Regions from separate parts of the Homo sapiens genome. Here all the other regions are linked to region 3. The links are chromatin contacts, found by Hi-C or POLR2A ChIA-PET in ENCODE. All regions are on one chromosome and are shown on one strand. The core of a region is the stretch at or near the end of the contact, and the rest is flanking DNA. Distances in the headings are between cores, read along the strand shown. Region 1 holds the start of RSL1D1 (ribosomal L1 domain containing 1). Region 2 has its middle 13 kb from the start of ZC3H7A. Region 3 overlaps LOC400499 (putative uncharacterized protein LOC400499).

Region 1 (2,700 bases), core at 78-2,577, 360 kb after region 3:
TTGTTCGAGTTACAAAGAATAAACACACAGATAAAAACAGCAAAGGTAGAAAATCACAACTTACAATCTGACCCTCAGTTCTTTACTTGGAATTTTCCATAATACCACCATTAAAAATAAACTTTCATTCTCATTCAAAAGCAACCCATAATTGTTTTTCCTGGACTTGCAATGCGTCAAGAGAGCGTCCACTGCCTTTCTAACCTGCAAAGTGGAAATTAGACAAATAAGTGAAATGTTTTCACAATAACTTACACAAATAAATGAAATGTTCTCAATCTAATTTAGCATTTGCCCCCTCCCACACCTTCTATTTTTTCCCTTCCAACTTCTATTTCAAGGGGTAACCTCCATAACCGTATCTATTAGGATCCTGCAGTTTATATTCACAGAAATCTAAGAATCCATCAAACATGCCTAAGTACCCACTTCCAGTACTGTGTGCAGAAGGGCACCTCTTCTACTTAAAGAGATTGGGCTAGAGGGAAACGTGCCCCTCCTGCCCTCAATGATGAAAGCAGTAATCCCAGGAAAAACGCAAAGCAAAATGCATTTAGCATTTACTGAGAACTCCTGGCAATTCTCCTGCCTCAGCTTCCCGAGTAGCTGAGATTACAGGCGCCCGCCACCACGCCCACCTAATTTTTGTATTTTTAGTAGAGACGGGGTTTCACCATGTTGGCCAGGCTGGTATCGAACTCCTGACCTCAGGTGATCCACCCGCCTCGGCCTCCAAAAGTGCTGGGATTACAGGCGTGAGCCACCGCGCCCGGCCTACTGAGCACCTTCTTACCATGTACCAGGCCAAAGCGCTTTACACTCATTACCTCTCCCGATCCTGGATAACGGGGAGCCGAAGGGCCCACTTTAAATAACGGGTAACAGACCTGCAAAACTAAGCGATTCGGTCAAGCGCTAATGATAGGGAAGCTAAGCCAGGTCGCCAGGTCTATCTCATCTAGCTCCACAGCACACTTGCAACCCAATTCACTAGCGCCAGGCCGCAGGACCAGGGAAAGCAGGCGCCCACCCACGTGTGTAAAGGGGAGAGACAGCTGAGGCACACGGCCCGCCAGCGACCGTCCCACAGCCCCGGGGAAGTCCGCCGAGCACGCACTCGGGTTCCGGCACCCTGCGCCTCACGAGGTAACCGCCACACTGCTTCCAAGCCACCCTCCCCAGGAACCACTCACCTGTTCTTTATCCAGCTGCTTCCGTGCTGTCGGGGCCGCTGGAGTCGAGGTGGAGGTTCCAGTAGCGGCTGCAGAAGACAGCGAGGCCGAGGCCGAATCCTCCATCTTGTTTCCACCTCGTGAAGAGGCGCGTGTGCAACCCCACTGCTGGCTTCTGGTGCGCACGCGCGAGCAAGCCCGGCCCCGGAAGCGAGGGGGCGGGAACCGAGCCTCTGTGCGTCATTTCCGGGAGAGCGTGGGGTTTCGCTCTCCGGGGCAGTGGCTGCTGTCAGAATCCCTTCTTTGAGGAGGCACCTGCTCTTCCGCTTTTCTCCAGCTTTCCATGAGCTGTGGGGAGTAGCTTGGGTGTCCTCTCACTCTTACTAGATAGAAATCAAGAAAGCGCCTTGAGGCGAGAGAAGAGTCCCGTCAGGAGGCCCAGTGGGGTCCTCCACACTCCACGGTCCCCGCCTCCGGGAAGGCCGCGCGTGGCATGGGCAGAGCGCGGAATCCTGGCTCCACTGCCCACCTGCCCGTTGACTTTAGGCGACGCCAACCCCAGGCTGGTGAGGAGTCCCTGAAATATAAGGCACGGGAGCCACCCGGAGCCACCCGACCTGCCACGTTAAGCAGCATGAGGGACCGAAAGATGAGTCTGGGCCAGTCTCTTAGGAGCTTCTGGTCTCGCAGAGAGGCGGGAGGTAAGATCCTGTACAAATAAGCGTGGCTGGTCGTGCGCGTGGCTGGCGTCTGGAATCCCAGCGCTCTGGGAGGCCGAGGCGGAGGGATTCCAGGAGTTGGAGACCAGTCCGTGCATATACGAGACTCCGTCTCTCCAAAAATTATAAACATTAGCCGGCGTGGTGGTGCGCGCCTGTAGTCCCGGCTACTTGGGAGGCGGAGGATGGAGGATCTTGAGGAATTCGAGGCTCGGTGAGTTCTGATCCGCGCCACTGCACTCCAGCGTAGGCAGTAGAGTGAGACCTTGTCGCTAAACAAACAGGTTAGGAGTGGAGGCTGGATAACTGACAAATGGAATACCTTAGAACAGGGGAGTCCAATCTTTTGGCTTCCGTGGGCCACACTGGAAGAAGAATTGCCTGGGCCCATATATAAAACTAATACTAATGATAGCCGACGAGCTTTAAAAAAAAAATCTAAAAAAAATCTCGTAATGCTTTAAGGAAGTTTACGAATTCGTGTTGGGCTGTATTCAAAGCCTGGCCTCCAGGGCCGCACGCGGCCCTTGGGTAGGACAGGTTTGCTTTGTAATGTCTTCCTCCCACTCCACCCGCCTCCCCAGAGGTACCCTTACCAGTGTCTCCTGGAACCTTCCAGAGATGTTCTAGGCATGTTTAGGAGATACTTCTCCTTTCTCTTGTTGGATGGGTTTAATTAATTTTTTTCCTTTTTTTTTTTTTTTTTTTTGTAATGGAGTCTCGCTCTGTCGCACAGGCTGGAGTGCAGTGGCACGATCTGGGCTCACTGTATCCTTCGCTTCCCGGGTTCAAGCAGTTCTCTGCCTCAG
Region 2 (2,700 bases), core at 201-2,700, 310 kb after region 3:
GTGCTTCTCAGTTCAAATGTTAGTTTCTTCCACCTCTTCTGCAGTATCAGTGAAGTCTTTTTTCCCAGCTTGGATCAGCGAAAGGATTTAAAATCTGCTAATTTGGCCAGGTGTGGTGGTTCACGCCTGTAATCCTAACACTGGGAGGCCAAGGCGGGCAGATCACAAGGTCAGGAGTTCGAGACCAGCCTGACCAACGTGGTGAAACCCCGTCTCTACTAAAAATACAAAAATTAGTCAGGCGTGGTGGCGTGCGCCTGTAATCCCAGCTACTCAGGAGGCTGAGGCAGGAGAATCACTTGAACCCGGGAGGCAGAGGTTGCAGTGAGCTGAGATCGTGCCACTGCATCCCAGCTTGGGCAACAGAGCAAGACACTGTCTCAAAAAAAGATAATAATAAAATATGCAAATGTATCCACAAAACGTATGACAATGGTTTGGCACCTTTTTTGCTAGGATGTCAAAATCCAGCAATAAAGTTGTTCTAACCAGATTCGAACTAGTTTTGGTGTTTTTTTTGTTTTTTTGAGACGGAGTTTCGCTCTGTCACCCACGCTGGAATGCAGTGGCATGATCTCAGCTCACTGCAAGCTCCGCCTCCTGGGTTCACGCCATTCTCCTGCCTCAGCCTCCCGAGTAGCTGGGACTACAGGTACCCGCCACCACACCCGGATAATGTTTTGTATTTTTAGTAGAGATGGGGTTTCACTGTGTTAGCCAGGATGGTCTCGATCTGACCTCGTGATCCGCCTGTCTCGGCCTCCCAAAGTGCTGGGATTACAGGCGTGAGCCACTGCGCCCGGGCCTAGAACTAGAATATCATATATCAAATCTAAGCAGTCAAATCTTGCCCAAGTCTTAGTGATTCAAATACCCTTTGGGGACCAGTTCCCTTTCAAGCACTTCACTGGTATTTTCTTTCAAGGTGTTATGAGTGCATATGTCAAGAATTTTTTGGCTGGGTGCGGTGGCTCACGCCTGTAATCCCAGCACTTTGGGAGGCCAAGGCAGGTGGATCATCTGAGGTCAGGAGTTCAAGACCAGCCTAGCTGACATGGTGAAACACTGTCTCTACTAAAAATACAAAAAATTAGCCAGGCTTGGTGGTGGGCGCCTGTAATCCCAGCTACCAGGGAGGCTGAGGTAGGAGAATCAGTGGAACCCGGAAAGCAGAGGTTGGCGGTGAGCTGAGATTGTACCACTGTACTCCAGCCTGGGCAACAGAGCGAGACTCCATCTGAAAAAAAAAAAAAAAAAGAATTTTTTAGTTGTAAGAGACTGTTAAGTAGTGAACCCTAATTAAACAAGGCTAAGGGGAAGAAAGGAAATTTATGAGCTCATAGAACTTAATTGTCCAGGTAAGGTTCGTGTCAGTATCATCAGAAACTCAGGCACTCTCTCTCCTTCTGTCAGTTCTGCTTTCCATTCTCAGGCAGACTCACCCCTTGCGGCAACGTAACTGCCAGCAGTTCCAGGCTTAGGTGGTCTTTTCTCAGCAACTCCCACAAAGCCTTGCTCTTACAAATACTTCCGTAAAACCTGGACCTGACTCTGGCCAGAACTGTGTCACACTGTTACGGGTGGAGGGTGTCCAGGTTCTTGACGTTTTGAAAAAAGAATTGGACGAAACGCACAAAGCAATGAAAGAAAAGCACAGATTTATTGAAACGAAAGTACACTCCACAGAGTAGGGAGCAGGTTAGAGGAAGTGACTCAACAATGCTGGTTACAGAATTTTCTGGGGTTTAAATACCCTTCAGAGGTTTCCCATTGGTATGCCCTATGTAAATGAAGAGGGTAAGTGAAGTTACAAAGTTATTTACTTGGCATACACCCCATGGAAATGAAGAGGATGTTTCCTGCCATAGCTGAAGTGAAGTTACAAAGTTATTTAGTTGGGCATAGAAAGTTGGGGTTTTGGCCTGGAGGTGGGAGAGCGGGGAGGGCTCATGCCTGTAATCCAAACACTTTCGGAGGCGGAGGTGGGCGGACCTTTGGCCAACATAGTGAAACTCCGTCTCTACTAAAAATACAAAAATTAGCCTAGCATGGTGGGGGGTGCCTGTAATCCCAGCTACTTGGGAGGCTGAGGCAGGAGAATTGCTTGAACCCGGGAGGCGGAAGTTGCAGTGAGCCAAGATCAGGCCACTGAACTCCATCTAGAAAAAAAAAAAGACAGTTAATTGGGGTTTTTCCCTTTTATTGAGTTCTAGGAAGTATGTATGTTTGTTTGTTTATTTATTAAAACAGAGTCTCACTTTGTTGCCCAGGCTGTAGTGCAGTGGTAGGATCTTGGCTCACTGCAACCTCTGCCTCCCAGGTTCAAGCGATTTTCCTGCCTCAGCCTCCCAAGTAGCTGGGATTACAGGTGCTCACCACCACACCAAGCTAATTTTTCTATTTTTAATAGAGATAGAATTTCACCATGTTGGCCAGGGTGGCCTCGAACTCCTGATCTCAGGTGATCCACCGGCCCCGGCATCCCAACGTGCTGGGATTACAGGTGTGAGCCACTGCACTCGGCCTAGTTCTAGGAAGTTTTTAGGTTCCCTGCCTCCAGACCCCATTCTCCTGCATCAACATAAGCATCCTGAATCAATCATCCAGGCAGGACGGGCAGGTTATACAGTTTTGTTGTAAACAGTTATGTTAAGGCCAGGCACGGTGGCTCACACCTGTAATCCCAGCACTTTGGGAGGC
Region 3 (2,700 bases), core at 104-2,603:
CGCCTTCCTGGGCATCTCAGCCCATTCCCCCTTCCCCCCTTCACCCCACCCCCACTCAGTGGTGTTGGGGGGCAGTGGTGTGGGGGGGGCAGTGGTATAGAAGGGGCAGTGGCGTGGGGGGGCAGGCAGGAGGGTGAGGAGACGGGTTGAAGTGGGGAAGGGGGAATGAGGGATAGGAGGAAGGGGCAAAGGGGGGAACCCACCCCCACCCTCTCCACCTGGAGCTTGCCTGATTCGCTTCGGCCCCACTGGGGGCACTGAAGCCGGTACTCAGGACACTGGATGTCCTCACCTTGTCATCATCCGAGGGCTCCTGGATGGTACAGTTCTCACCCAAGGCGTCTCCCAGGATCCTCACTAGGGAGCCGACTCCAGGCAGCTGGCCGCAGGGCCCGTCCAGAGAAGCACAGAGGTTGTGCACCAGGGCTGAGATGCCCAGGAAGGCGCCAGGGCTGGCCCTCGGGGTCTGGAGCAGTGGCTGGGGACAGAAATCGGCCCCCACCCGAGGTGGTGGGTAAATGCACTTCACAGGCCTCACCCTGGCCACACACCGACTCACCTGGGCAACTTCATAATACAGAGCTGAGTCCCCCAGAGTCTGAACAAATTGCTCTTTTCAGGGAACATTTTAAAAGCACCCCAGAGGCCAGACACGGTGGCTCATGCCTGTAATCCCAGCACTTTGGGAGGCCAAGGCAGGTGGATCACCTGAGGTCAGGAGTTCGAGACCAGCCTGGCCAACATGGCAAAACCCCGTCTCTACTAAAAACACAAAAATTAGCCGAGCATGGTGGTGTGTGCCTGTAATCCCAACTACTCGGGAGGCTAAGGCACAAGAATCCCTTGAACCCGGGAAGCAGAGGCTGCAGTGAGCTGAGATTGTACCACTGCACTGCACCCTGGGTGGCAGAGCGAAACTCTGTCTCCAAAAAAAAAAAAAAAAAAGAAAACAAAACAAAAAAGGCACTCCATGTGGCCCACGACTCAGACGCCCAGCTACCCTCACTCCAGGGCTTCAGTGAAAGGAAGGCAAACAGGAGGGGGTTCAGGACACAGCTGCTCCCTGCCCCAGGCACCTCAGAGAAATCAGACCAACAAATCTTTTTTTTTTTTTTTAAGATGGAGTCTTGCTCTCTCATTCATCCTGGAGTGCAGTGGCCCTATCTAGGCCCACTGCAACCTCCACCTCCTGGGTTCATGTGATTCCCCTGCCTCAGCCTCCCACGTAGCTGAGATTACAGACACGTGCCACCACCCTTGGCTCATTTTTCTATTTTTAGTAAAGCCGGGTTTCACCATGTTGGCCAGGCTGGTGGTGAACCCCTGACCTCAAGTGATCTGCCCGCCTCGGTCTCCCAAAGTGCTGGGATTACAGGCATGAGCCACCGTGCCTAGTCTAGACCAACAAATCTTAGTAAACAAACTGTGTTCACTACAAGCCAGACTGCTGATAACATGTCACACACGTTGCCTTTCTTATCATTCCCATTTTGCAGAGCAGGAAGCTGAGACACAGGAAGCTGAGACACAGAAAGGGTAAGGGACGTGCCTCAGGTAGCCCACAGCTATAGATAGAACTGAGACTTAACCCAGGAGAGGCTGGCTCCCAGGCCAGGCATGATACCAACACTCACGGCTTCTCAAAATGCAAATTCTGGGCTCACTCTAAAATCCAGCCCTGGGGCCCTGGCTGTGAACAGGGGCCTCTGTGCTAGACCCACGTCACTCCAGAACAGGGACTGCTTGGCAGCTGTGGAGAAATAAAATCTCTGCCTAGCTCTGTCCTTTTTTTTTTTTTCTCGAGATGGAGTCTTGCTCTTGTCACCCAGGCTGGAGTCCAGTGGCACAATCTCAGCTCACTGCAACCTCTGCCTCCTGAGATCAAGTGATTCTCCTGCCTCATCTTCCTGAGTAGCTGGGATTACAGATGTCTGCCACCACGCCTGGCTAATTTTTGTATTTTTAGTAGAGATGGGGTTTCACCATATTGGCCAGGCTGGTCTCGAACTCCTGACCTCAGGTGATCTGCCCACCTCAGCCTCCCAAAGTGCTGGGATTACAGGAGTGAGCCACCACGCCCGAGCTGCCCAGCTCTGTTCTTTCTCTGGATTCGTGACTCTTCACCAGATCTGTGTTACTACGCTAGGGTGTGAGCACACTGTGTGAAGGTGTGAACATAAGCATCTGTGTGTGTGCATATTGGTGTGTGCTGTAGAATCCTAGTGCTTGTGGGTGTGTACGTTCCCACTTGGGTGTGCAGGTGTCTCAGCGCACTCGAGTACCCTAGTATGCGTGTATTTCCTGGTGGATGCCTGTGCACACGTGTCCCCATGTGGGCATCTCGTGTGTCCCATTGGATGTGTGCATGTGCCCATGCGTCCAGGTGCGTGTGTGTGTACTGTGTGTCCCTTGTGTGCCCACGCACAGCCCAGTGTGTCTTGGTGTGCCTATGCATGTGTCCAGGTGTGGGTGGCTGTCTCCACACGTCCCACTGGGTGAGTGTCCTACTGTGTGTATGTGCATGTCCTGCCATGTCTTCACATGTGCATACACTGGGGTGTATATCTGCATCTCCAGGTACGTGAGTCTTGGCGTGTATGCCTCAATGTGTGTGTGTGTGTGTGTGTGTGTGTGTGTGTGTGTGTGTGTGTCTTGACAGGTCTATGGTGTGGGTGTGTGTCCGTGCATTTCCCCATGTGG

What was found. A loop is a pair of places that touch in the nucleus more often than their neighbours do. ChIA-PET counts read pairs that join two places held with the same protein, here RNA polymerase II (POLR2A). Pooled maps may share reads with other maps.
Region 1: a loop to region 3 is called in a pooled map, with 4 times the contacts of the local background. The contact joins the promoter of RSL1D1 here to the enhancer-like site in region 3. A Hi-C loop is called at or near these places in 5 of 50 pooled maps. POLR2A ChIA-PET finds 5 or more read pairs at or near these places in 2 of 52 experiments (BJ and Caco-2).
Region 2: a pooled map shows a loop between it and region 3 (2.9-fold over the local background). The contact joins two enhancer-like sites. A Hi-C loop is called at or near these places in 2 of 50 pooled maps. POLR2A ChIA-PET finds 5 or more read pairs at or near these places in 2 of 52 experiments (OCI-LY7 and activated T-cell).

Annotation. Positions count from the first base shown.
Region 1 is chr16:11,850,215-11,852,914 of GRCh38, forward strand. RSL1D1 (ribosomal L1 domain containing 1) reads right to left here and starts at 1,328. Exons shown (of 9, transcript NM_015659.3): 1 at 1,194-1,328; 2 at 65-204. The coding sequence starts at 1,298. RefSeq lists enhancers at 490-1,689, 1,462-1,996, 1,997-2,530 and a silencer at 1,258-1,444.
Region 2 is chr16:11,808,606-11,811,305 of GRCh38, forward strand. No RefSeq gene overlaps it. Among named protein-coding and RNA genes, the nearest start is that of ZC3H7A, 13 kb to the left of the region's middle. Within about 2 kb of position 1,451, at least 8 of the 41 ENCODE cell types and tissues checked have a DNase peak (open chromatin) inside an H3K27ac peak, as active enhancers do; they include OCI-LY7, where a contact is called at or near this core.
Region 3 is chr16:11,494,283-11,496,982 of GRCh38, forward strand. It overlaps LOC400499 (putative uncharacterized protein LOC400499), which reads right to left. Exons shown (of 67, transcript NM_001370704.1): 11 at 293-478. Among named protein-coding and RNA genes, the nearest start is that of LITAF, 91 kb to the right of the region's middle. RefSeq lists an enhancer at 1-885. Within about 2 kb of position 1,354, at least 15 of the 41 ENCODE cell types and tissues checked have a DNase peak (open chromatin) inside an H3K27ac peak, as active enhancers do; they include OCI-LY7, where a contact is called at or near this core.